Regions from separate parts of the Homo sapiens genome. Here all the other regions are linked to region 4. The links are chromatin contacts, found by Hi-C or POLR2A ChIA-PET in ENCODE. All regions are on one chromosome and are shown on one strand. The core of a region is the stretch at or near the end of the contact, and the rest is flanking DNA. Distances in the headings are between cores, read along the strand shown.

The links. A loop is a pair of places that touch in the nucleus more often than their neighbours do. ChIA-PET counts read pairs that join two places held with the same protein, here RNA polymerase II (POLR2A). Pooled maps may share reads with other maps.
Region 1: a map of CD4-positive, alpha-beta memory T cell shows a loop between it and region 4 (21-fold over the local background). The contact joins the promoter of DUS3L here to the promoter of FEM1A in region 4. A Hi-C loop is called at or near these places in 2 of 168 maps with a recorded cell type or tissue (CD4-positive, alpha-beta memory T cell and naive thymus-derived CD4-positive, alpha-beta T cell), 8 of 37 single-sample maps with no recorded cell type and 16 of 50 pooled maps. POLR2A ChIA-PET finds 5 or more read pairs at or near these places in 1 of 52 experiments (activated CD4-positive, alpha-beta T cell).
Region 2: a pooled map shows a loop between it and region 4 (28-fold over the local background). The contact joins the promoter of PIAS4 here to the promoter of FEM1A in region 4. A Hi-C loop is called at or near these places in 2 of 37 single-sample maps with no recorded cell type and 7 of 50 pooled maps.
Region 3: a pooled map shows a loop between it and region 4 (5-fold over the local background). The contact joins the promoter of DAPK3 here to the promoter of FEM1A in region 4. A Hi-C loop is called at or near these places in 3 of 50 pooled maps.

The regions. Positions count from the first base shown.
Region 1 is chr19:5,789,730-5,792,429 of GRCh38, forward strand. DUS3L (dihydrouridine synthase 3 like) reads right to left here and starts at 1,434. Exons shown (of 13, transcript NM_020175.3): 1 at 1,315-1,434; 2 at 318-606. The coding sequence starts at 1,412. RefSeq lists an enhancer at 1,157-1,616.
Region 2 is chr19:4,006,373-4,009,072 of GRCh38, forward strand. PIAS4 (protein inhibitor of activated STAT 4) reads left to right here and starts at 1,364. Exons shown (of 11, transcript NM_015897.4): 1 at 1,364-1,415. The coding sequence starts at 1,389. RefSeq lists enhancers at 390-1,281, 798-927, 1,282-2,172 and silencers at 1,128-1,427, 1,458-1,517.
Region 3 is chr19:3,969,673-3,972,372 of GRCh38, forward strand. DAPK3 (death associated protein kinase 3) reads right to left here and starts at 1,427. Exons shown (of 9, transcript NM_001348.3): 1 at 1,249-1,427; 2 at 2-157. The coding sequence starts at 63. RefSeq lists enhancers at 1-478, 479-1,110 and silencers at 1-293, 1,282-1,411.
Region 4 is chr19:4,790,423-4,793,122 of GRCh38, forward strand. FEM1A (fem-1 homolog A) reads left to right here and starts at 1,312. Exons shown (of 1, transcript NM_018708.3): 1 at 1,312-2,700. The coding sequence starts at 1,433. LOC124904620 (a long non-coding RNA gene) reads right to left here and starts at 870. Exons shown (of 2, transcript XR_007067103.1): 1 at 776-870. RefSeq lists enhancers at 965-1,622, 1,133-1,402, 1,623-2,279, 1,933-1,992, 2,280-2,700.

The DNA.
Region 1 (2,700 bases), core at 184-2,683, 1.0 Mb after region 4:
ACAGGGAAGCAGTGAGGGAGGACAGGGAGACCCCGGGGCAGCCCAGCAGCCAGGGTTCAAACTCTAGATCACCCCTCCTGGCTCTTGTGTCCCTGAGCAAGTCAGGCACCTCACCGTGCCTCTGCATCTCCATTTATACAATGAGAACAATGACAAGCCCTACAATGTATCCCGAGGAGAATGAAGACGGAATGGCATCAGAGCAAGCTCACTGCTCGTTGCTGAAGGCCCAGGAGCTTTCTAACAATTACCCGCTGCCAGGAAACACACCCTGCTCCTGCCTGCCCCGGCAGGAATGCTCACGTGGCCGCACTTGCCTGGATTAGGGAGGGACACAGCCTGTTCTTGTCGTAGTTCGTGGGCTTCACATGGGGCCGGCCCTTGTTTTGTCCCCGGGCCCTCTTCTGAGTCTGTAGCTGCTCCCCGGGCTCTGCTGCCTCCTCCGTCTGCCCGTCCGCCGTCTGTCCATCCTCCAGTCGGATCCGCTTAGCCTCAGGCTCAGCCAGCTCATTGCCAGCAGGGTCTCCTACCTCGGTTTCCCGGCAAGTCTTCTCCTGCCCTTTGGCTTCCAGGAATTGGTGAAACTGCTCCTTGGTGGTGAGGTATCTGCCGACAGAAAGGGAAAGGAAAACCCTCCGAACATAGTCAATAAACACTGGGGAAAGGAGGCTAGAAACACTTGCACGTCCTTAAATCCTTCTGCTGATGGGGAGCTCACTACTTAAGAACCAGCCAGCTCCCAGCCTGGGAGCCCCTCACGGCCTCAAAAAAGACCTATTTTGTCCCTGGGTCCTCACTGTCCAAAGTGTTGCGCGAAACTATTATCAGGTTCAGTCAAGAACGTCCCTGCGCACGTTAGGCTGCGAAAAACTACAATTCCCAGCATGCCTTGAAGCGGAGTCTAAGCCACCACATTTCCCAGCACGCCTTTCGGCCCTTCAAACACCGCAGGCCCCAGCACGCCCCGCGGCACTCGCTTCAACCCCAAGACCCGCCAGTAACGGCCGCTGGCAGAGCACATGCGCCGTACGTCCATATGCAGGGACTACAATCCCCAGTATGCAGCGCGGGCCTGGCCTCAAATCCCACCTGCCCTAGCATGCACGTGGTGTCCTTCGCGCATGTGACAGGCCCCAACGTGCACGATCTCAGGTACCTCCGCTGACCACCCTGCAGGCGGAAGAACGGCCCGGAATGAAGAGCCGGTGGCTTCTCGCCCTCAGCCGCTGCCTAATCTCCCGGCATGCACAGCTCGGACCGCGCTATGGGTGCCGGAAAAGGCCCTTCAGCTTCCCTCCTGCCCCGGCGACTCACTGACGCTTAATGGGCGCCACTCCTCGTTCCAAAGCTCCGGCTCCCGAGTCGCCACCACCACCATTCTCTAGAGGAGCCTCCGCCGTTCCCTCCGCCATCGGCGCCCCTCACATCCGCTCTGGAGTGTGGCGGGAAGACCTTCCGGGTCACGCGTGTCTTCCCTGATTGTGCTGGGGAAGTGCGCATGCTCATGTCGTTCCAATGACGCCATTGCTCGCTCGTGACGCCACGGGGGCGGTGCCTGCACATGGGTGGAGCCTCAGGTCCTATATAAACTAGAGCCTGGCCAATTGCGAACTGGACTGCAATCAGCTTCTGGACTGAGGAAATTTAACTGTTAGGGTGTTTTGGAGGTTTTTGTCTTTGTTGTTCTGTTGAAACGGTTTCGTTCTGTCGCCCAGGCTGGAGTGCAGCGGTACGATCACGACTCACCGCAGCCTCGTCCTGGGCTCAAGCTATCCTCCCACCTCAGCCTCCCAAGTAGCTGCGTCTACAGACATGCACCAATAGGCCTGGATAATTTTTAAATTTTTTGTAGAGACGAGGTCTTGCCAGGTTGCCCAGGCTGATCTTGAACTCTTGGGCTCAAGCGATTCTCCCACTTTGGCCTCCCAAGCATTGGGATTACAGGCGTGAGCCATGGTTCCCGGCCCCTGCTAGGGTTTTTAAAAATGTAAATTAGGGGTCGGGAGCGGTGGCTCACGCCTGTAATCCCAGCACTTTGGGAAGCCGAAGCGGGCGGATCACTTGAGGTCAGCAGTTTGAGACCAGCCTGGCCAACATGGTGAAACCCCGTCTCCACTAAAAATATAAAAAATTAGCTGGGCGTTGTGGCACATACCTGTAATCCCAGCTACTTGGGAGGCTGAGGCAGGAGAATCGCTTGAACCCGGGAGGTGGAGGTTGCAGTGAGCTGAGATCACGCCATTGCACTCCAGCCTGAGGGACAGAGCGAGACTGTCTCTAAATAAATAAATAAATAAGGCCGGGTGTGGTGGCTCACGCCTGTAATCCCAGCACTTTGGGAGGCCGAGGTGGGCACGTCAGGAGTTCGAGACCAGCCTGGCCAACATGGCGAAACCCCGTCTCTACTAAAAATACAAAAATTAGCCAGGCATGGTGATGGGCGCCTGTAATCCCAGCTACTCAGGAGGCTGACGCAGGAGAATCGCTTGAACCTGGGAGGCGGAGGTTACGGTGAGCCGAGATCGGCCGTTTCACTCCAGCCTGGGCGACAGAGCAAGACTCCATCTCAAAAAAAAAAAAAAAAAGTAAATTACACTACTTTTATGCAGGACATTAGTTTCAACAAATAATTAGTTGAGCATCTGTATGCCAGATGCTGTGCTAGATGCTGGGGGCGTGGTAGTAAACAAAACGGAGAAA
Region 2 (2,700 bases), core at 114-2,613, 780 kb before region 4:
TCGCTTGAACCCAGGAGGCAGAGGTTGCAGTGAGTGGAGATCGCTCCATTGCACTCCAGCCTGGGCAACACAGCAAGGCTCTCAAAAAAAAAAAAAAAAAAGGCTGGGCATGATGGCTCATGCCTGTAATCCTAGTACTTTGGGAGGTTGAAGCGGGCAGATCACTTGAGGTCAGGGGTTGCAGAAAAGCCTGGCCAAAAAAAAAATTAGCTGGGCGTGGTGGCAGTCGCCTGTAATCCCACCTACTTGGGAGGCTGAGGCAGGAGAATCCCTTGAACCCGGGAGATGGAGGTTGCAGTGAGCTGAGATCGCGCCATTGCACTCCAGCCTGGGCAACAAGAGTAAAACTCCGTCTCGAAAATAAATAAATAAATAACAATTTGGTATTTCATCCATCATGGACTCTTTTGCACTGATTTTTTTATGTTTAAAGTGTTGGACTAGCCAGGTGTGGTGACTCGCGCCTGTAATCCCAGCACTGTGGGAGGCCCAGACAGAAGGATCATTTAAGCCCAGACATTCGAGACCACCCTGGATAACATAATGAGATCCTCGTCTCTACAAAAATAAAAATAAAAAATAAATTGCACTAAAATACTTGATTATTGAAGTTTGAAATCCACTTCTACGGGCACGAAGCCACTTAGCTCCAAAGCCAAGGAGCGCTTTGGAGAAGAGGTCCCAACTGGTGCAGATCCAAGGTTTCCCATGGGTGGGGAGGCAGGATGGGGGGGGCGCCTGCAAAGAGGTGAGGGCTGTACGATCTCCAAGGAATTTGGGAGCAGGGGTCCCGCTTTTCTCCGCCGGGCGCCCCCAGCCAGCTGGTTGCCGAGCCCACGCCCCATCTGCACACCAGGACCCGGATGTGCAGCGCGCGGGGTGTCTGGGCCCGTGGAGCCTGCACCGCGCTGCGCTGCAAGGCGCCTCACTGTACGCACTGGCGGCCGTTGCGGCGGAGCAACCATCCCCTGCCCGACGCCGCCGGGAGTCTGGAGACGCACCTGGCGGCCGCCGCGCGCAGGAAGCCACGGCACCTAGCTGCATTGTTGTCGCTGCCACCGCCCCCTCTCGCCTTCCCTCCCTAGAGGAAACCGAGCACCCGTCCCCACCTGCGCAGGGCTAGTACCACTTTAAGGAGTCAGGCGCCGCCGGGGTAGGCGTGGTCGCCGCGAGCGGGGGGGGGGGCGCTGGTGTAGGACGGACCTGATTGGCCGGAGGCCCGGGCGGTGGCCGCGCGCGCCTGCGCAGGAGGCAGCAGCGCGCACCGGCGGCGGGAGGAGCGCGCGCGGGTGCTAATTGGCCCGGGCGGCGGCCCCGCCCGCGAGTGGTGAGCGGTCACGTGACGCGACGGCTGGGGGCTCCCGGCGCGGGGGACGCTGGTGACCAAGATGGCGGCGGAGCTGGTGGAGGCCAAAGTGAGTGAGCGGTGGCGGCGCCGGCCGGGGCAAGTGGGCGAGAGGGCGGGGGCCGGGCCGCAGGTCGAGGTCTGCGCCTTCTGTCCGGGGCCCCACAGCGCGGCCGGCCCGCGGCTCGCCGTCCCGGCCCCCAGACCCCGACCCCCGGTCTCAGGGTGAGGGCGGGGGGCGGGGAGGCCGGGGGCGGGGCCCTCCTGCCTCACCCAGGTCTTCGCGCCGGGGGTCGCTCCCCCGGCTTCAGGCAGGGTCCCCCCACCCAGCCCGAGCCCTTAGGGTCCCGGTCCCTGAGCGCCAGGCCAGGGCCGCGCCTCCCGGTTGAGGCACCGTCCCGCCGGGATGCGGGACGTGTTGAGCTACTCGTTGCCCTCTTGGTTCCGAGCCGGGGTCCTTGCTTTTTGGCTGGTGTGTTGGGGGGAGTGTCTGCGCCTCCCCGCCCACAGGGCTCCCAGGACTGCTATCTGGGTCTCGTCCCCGCCCAACAGGCCAGGCTGGGGTTTGCGAGTCTCCTGCTCGGAAGGGTCCCCCGAGTCCTGGATAGTGTCCTGCCACCGTCCAGGTGGAGGAGTCAGGGCCCTGAGACCACCCCCAAGACACGGCACGTCCTCTTGGGGTCTGGAGTTCAGGCTCGGTCTTGAGCCCCTCTTCAGCTCCTGCATTGGTCCCAGAACCCCGCCCCCTTCCCGACACCGTCTCTCACACGCCGGAGTGGGCGCTTGGGGGAAGGCTGGGCCCTCCCTTTCCCTCCCCATAGGATGGAGTTCGGACCACTCTTCTTGGTCACAGACCTTCTTTATTCTCCTTTTTTTAATCTTAAATCCTGGACTGTGCTTTGGTCCTACCTCGTTCCTCTCGGGACAGAATCTGAGGCTACTGATTCTGCTTCAGGGGGCTCTAAACCTCACCTGTGCAGCATCAGATACTGTCCTCAAACCTTGGCTGCTTCTCCTATTTTCTGCTCTTGAGCGAGTCTACTTCTTAGGTCAGACACCCACCCTCCCCCTACACAGCCCCCAGAACTTTTATGCACCCCAACTTTGGTTTCTAAGGTCCCCTCTCTTTCTGCCTATTCTCTTTTGTTGATCTCTGGAGGGTCCCCACTGGGTCCAAGGCTGGCCTCTTTAGAACAACTGTTGCTGCTGCTCTATTATACTTTGGGTCCTGTCCAGGTCCCATGTCCCATAGATACCATCTCCTAGCTTGGAACCACTTTTAATCATCCTGGGATTGAGCTCAGAGTATCCCCATTCCAGGGGATGTACCTTCTTGTAGGTGCCTACCTAGAGCT
Region 3 (2,700 bases), core at 177-2,676, 820 kb before region 4:
CCTGCCCAGCTCCTCCCCCATCTCATAATGGTCCTCCACGTCCTCCTGCCTGAACGTGGACATGGCGGCCGGTCCGCCTTCCAGCAGCTTCCACTCCAGGGAAAGTGCAGTCACCGCAGCCTGGAGATAGGACCTCAGGAGTCCCCTAATGGCAACCCTGGAGAAGACAGGGAAAGACAGAAGTGAGGAACTGAGACACCACCCTTTTCTCCTAGATTAATGGACAGACCTGTCCAGCAAACACAAGCCTCCCACCTCTCCACTCTGAAGCTCCAAACTCGACAAAAAGAGGTGCTGTGTTTACTGGGCTGGGTCCTGTCATGTCACCTCTTAGAGCCCCATAACCACTCAAAAGTTTGGTAACAGCCCCACTGGGCCACCTTCACCCCGCAAAACTCTCTCCAGACACATAATTCTGATTTCCCCGACGCTGCCTGCGTCTTTTTTTGCCTCTCACTCCTAGACTTCTCTCAACCTGCTCAGCCAAAATCCCCCACCATTCCTGCACGTTCTCCTCAACCTCAAATCCCAGGGCTACCTTACTCCCTGGCCAATGTCTTAACGAAGTTCTCAAGTCTACTTCTTTTGTTGTTGGTGTTGTTGTTTTTTGAGAAGGAGTCTCGCTCTGTCGCCCTGGCTGGAGTGCAGTGGTGCAATCATGGCTCACTGCAGCCTGGAACTCCAAGGCTCAAGCGATCGTCCCAGGCCTCCCAAAGTGCTGCCATTCCGATCAAAATTCCCAAGTTACTACCTTAACCCCTCCTGGTCCTTGCCCTCGGCAGGTCTCTTAAGACCCTCATCGATGGAACACCCCCGCCCACCCCCAACCATCTCTGACTCCCTCCAATTCTGAATTTTCCAAGAACCGGACGACGCCTTCCACGCTCCTGAAAGCCCACTTTGCCTCCCTCCCCCGCTGACCTCCACTGTCCTCGCAAGATTAACCTCTTCCTCCACGCTCCATGTATCAAAGTCCCCCAACCGCCGTCTCCCCTACCCCCCAAAACGGGCCGCCAAAAAGGGCCCCATCTGAGTCTCCTCCACCGTCCTCTGCCCCTTCTCGCCCGCAATCTCCGCACAAGCCCCTAGGCAGACCCCAGTGGCTCCCTTTGCAGAACCTCCCCCCGCCCCCAAGGCCTTGCCCATCCCTAAGGCTCCGCTCCAGCATCCCTGGGGCCGCTACGCCCCTCGCACGCCCGGCCGAGCCCTTTCCCCGGCCCGGTCACCCAGATGGGTCCCCAAACCTACCAGCTCCTCAGATTCTCTCCCTCCCTCGTCCTCCGCGGGCCCCCGAAGCGCCGCTCTGGCCCCACCCAGCCCTCCAGCCTCGGCCCGAGCCCGCTCTTTACCCTCCGCAGCCCGGAGAATACGGCCGGCGCCGCCGCGCTGGCCACCGCCGCCGCCTCCAGAAGCCCCGCGCCCCTGCCGCCGCGACGCGCCTGCGCCGACGTCACCGCACCCGCCAGTGCCCACCCCCGGGAAACGAACCCCGCCGCCTATTGGCCGGTGCGCCCGCCGCTCGTGCCGCACCTCGACGTCCCGCCCCCAGCTGCCTTTTCGGCACCCACACCCGGATGCAGCCTCACCACTGGCTGAACACTCGCCATCCCTGATTTCATTGGCTGCAGTCGACGCTGGTCAAGCGGACGGAAAAAAGGCCGACTTCCGGTCCCTTCATCGCCCCGCCCGCCTCTCCTCTGACCCAGGTGCTGAAGCTGCGAGAAGTGAGGCTGAAGCCCTGCATCCCGCTTCCTGCCTTCCTGGAGCACCGGTTGGGCGAATGGATGGCTCACCTGTGGCCGAGCGCGCCTGGCAGCTCCTGGAGTGGACCCTGGGACTGCTTTAGTCCCTATGTGGCAGTTTCCTCCACTGAAAACTGTTACCCACATTCTAAATACTTAAAATGCAAATGAGGTCAATCTGGGGTTGTCATACACAGGGTCCCTCTTCGTCTCAAAATAGAGGGTAACAGCAAGCATTTTATTGAGACATAGTATGTGCCAACTGACAACACTGGGAGGTATCAGGTTTGTTTTTTTTTTAATTTTATTTTTTGAGACAGGGTCTCACTCTGTCACCCAGGCAGGAGTGCAGCGGCGGTATCCAGCTCACTGCAACCTCCACCTCCCGGGTTCAAACGATTCTCGTGCCTCAGCCTCCCAAGTAGCTGGGATTACAGGTGCCCATCACCACGCCCGGCTAATTTTTGTATTTTTAGTAGAGACGGGGTTTCACCATGTTGCCCAGGCTGGTCTCGAACTCCTAAGCTCAGGTGATCCGGCACCTCAGCTTTCCAAAGTGCTGAGATTACAGGCGTGAGCCATTGCGCCCGGCCTAAATTCATTTTTTATTATTATTTTGAGACGGAGTCTCGCTCTGTCACCCAGGCTGGAGTACACTGGCACAATCTCGGCTCACTGCAAGCTCCACCTCCCAGGTTCACGCCATTCTCCTGCCTCAGCCTCCCGAATAGCTGGGACTACAGGCGCCCGTCACCACGCCCAGCTAATTTTTTGTATTTATTAGTAGAGACAGGGTTTCACCGTGTTAGCCAGGATGGTCTCGATCTCCTGACCTCCTGATCCGCCCGCCTCGGCCTCCCAAAGTGCAGGAATTACAGGCATGAGCCACCTTGCCCAGCCTTTTTTTTTTTTTTTTTTTTTTTTTGAGACAGTCTCCTTCTATCGTCCAGGCTGGAAC
Region 4 (2,700 bases), core at 62-2,561:
GAATAAACTTTAAAAATAAAGAATTCGGGTCACCAAAGATTTCTTTTTCATAATATAATTCATTGTTGTCAAAAAATGCCAGGGAATGGATCACCTTACAACTGCTAGAATAGCTATCATCAAAAAGACGAAAGGTAACAAACGTTGGCAAGGATTTGAAGAGAACACTTATACACTACTGATGGTAATTTTAATTAGTATAGCCATTATAGAAAATGGTATGGAAGTTCCAAAGAAAAATTTAAAAATAAAACTACCAGGTGATCCAGGAATCCCACTTCTGGGTCTTTATCCAAAGGAATTGAAGTCAGCACGTCAGGCCGGGCATAGTGGCTCACGCCTGTAATTCTAGCACTTTGGGAGGCTGAGGCGGGCGGATCTCCCAAGGTCAGGAGTTCGAGACCATCCTGGCCAACATGGCGAAACCCGTCTCTACCAAAAATACAAAAATTAGCCGGGCGTGGTGGTGGATGTCTGTAGTCCCAGCTACTCGGGAGGCTGAGGCACGAGAATCACTTGAACCCGGGAGGCAGAGGTTGCAGTGAGCCGAGATTGCGGCATTGCCCTCCAGCCTAGGCAACAAGAGCGAGACGCTGTCTCAAAAACAAAAACCAAAACCAAAAAACCCCACAAAGTTATTGAAAGAAATAAATAAAAATAAATACGTAAATAAAAGAAGGAAATTCTGACACATACTAGAATATACATAAATGTATGTAAATGAATAAATGAATATATGAATGTGAGAATAAGAAGTGAGCGCGTCATTTTTTACCGTTCTCCCAGCTCAAAACGTTTTCGCCCCGTCCAGCTTTTCGGCCTCCTCCGGGCGCCCCCTGCCGGTGGGCCGCTTGCCCGTGCTCCAAGCCCAAAACAGACGCGTCCCCTCTAGTCGCTTTTAGCCTTCGGTCTCGGTCCTGATTGGCTCAGAGTCGCTCGTGATCCCTTTTGGGAAATGTAGTCCTTAAGGGTATCGCGCCTGCTTTTTCTATACGCTCTGACGCAGAGATAGCCACGGGAAGTACGTCACCAAATTTCGCCGGTTCCCACAAGCTAGGTCGTGTGACGCTGCATGACGGGAATTGTAGTCCTCAAATTGCTAGCTTCCGATGCCATGCGCTGCGACTGGAACGCCAATTCCCACCATGCCGCGCGCTCACAGCTCTCAGGGGCTGTCCTGTGGCCTTTGGGGAAGTGTAGTCTTGAGCCCCCAAGATTCCTTTTCTGTTCTATGGAGTGGGCCCGCGCAAAGGACTCCATTTCCCGGCGTGCTGCCATCCGTCGGGTCGCGGCAGCCATTTTGTTCCGCCCGAGGAGACCCTAAGATGGCGGCGAGGGGGACGGTGAAGGTTGCCTCCCGCCCGTCCGGGCTCTGATCCTCCGTCTCCCCGTCCCCCGGCGGCCGGCCCATGGCCTGGCGGAGGCCCGAACCATGGACCTCCGCACCGCCGTGTACAACGCCGCCCGTGATGGCAAGCTGCAGCTGCTCCAGAAGCTGCTCAGCGGCCGGAGCCGGGAGGAACTGGACGAGCTGACGGGCGAGGTGGCCGGCGGGGGAACGCCGCTACTCATCGCCGCCCGCTACGGCCACCTGGACGTGGTGGAGTACCTGGTGGACCGGTGCGGCGCGAGCGTGGAGGCCGGTGGCTCGGTGCACTTCGATGGCGAGACCATCGAGGGCGCGCCGCCGCTGTGGGCCGCCTCCGCAGCCGGCCACCTGGACGTGGTGCGGAGCCTGCTGCGCCGCGGGGCCTCGGTGAACCGCACCACGCGCACCAACTCCACGCCTCTCCGCGCCGCCTGCTTCGACGGCCACCTGGAGGTGGTGCGCTACCTGGTCGGCGAGCACCAGGCCGACCTGGAGGTGGCCAACCGGCACGGCCACACGTGCCTCATGATCTCGTGCTACAAGGGCCACCGTGAGATCGCCCGCTACCTGCTGGAGCAGGGCGCCCAGGTGAACCGGCGCAGCGCCAAGGGCAACACGGCCCTGCATGACTGCGCCGAGTCCGGCAGCCTGGAGATCCTGCAGCTGCTGCTGGGGTGCAAGGCCCGCATGGAACGTGACGGCTACGGCATGACCCCGCTGCTCGCGGCCAGCGTGACGGGCCACACCAACATCGTGGAGTACCTCATCCAGGAGCAGCCCGGCCAGGAGCAGGTCGCAGGGGGAGAGGCTCAGCCTGGGCTGCCCCAAGAAGACCCCTCCACCAGCCAGGGGTGTGCGCAGCCTCAGGGGGCTCCGTGCTGCAGCTCCTCCCCAGAGGAACCACTGAACGGGGAATCTTACGAAAGCTGCTGTCCCACCAGCCGGGAAGCTGCCGTGGAAGCCTTGGAATTGCTGGGAGCTACGTATGTGGATAAGAAACGAGATCTGCTTGGGGCCCTTAAACACTGGAGGCGGGCCATGGAGCTGCGTCACCAGGGGGGCGAGTACCTGCCCAAACCGGAGCCCCCACAGCTGGTCCTGGCCTATGACTATTCCAGGGAGGTCAACACCACCGAGGAGCTGGAGGCGCTGATCACCGACCCGGATGAGATGCGCATGCAGGCCCTGTTGATCCGGGAGCGCATCCTCGGTCCCTCGCACCCGGACACTTCCTATTACATCCGTTACAGGGGTGCCGTGTACGCCGACTCGGGCAATTTCGAGCGCTGCATCCGCTTGTGGAAGTACGCCCTGGACATGCAACAGAGCAA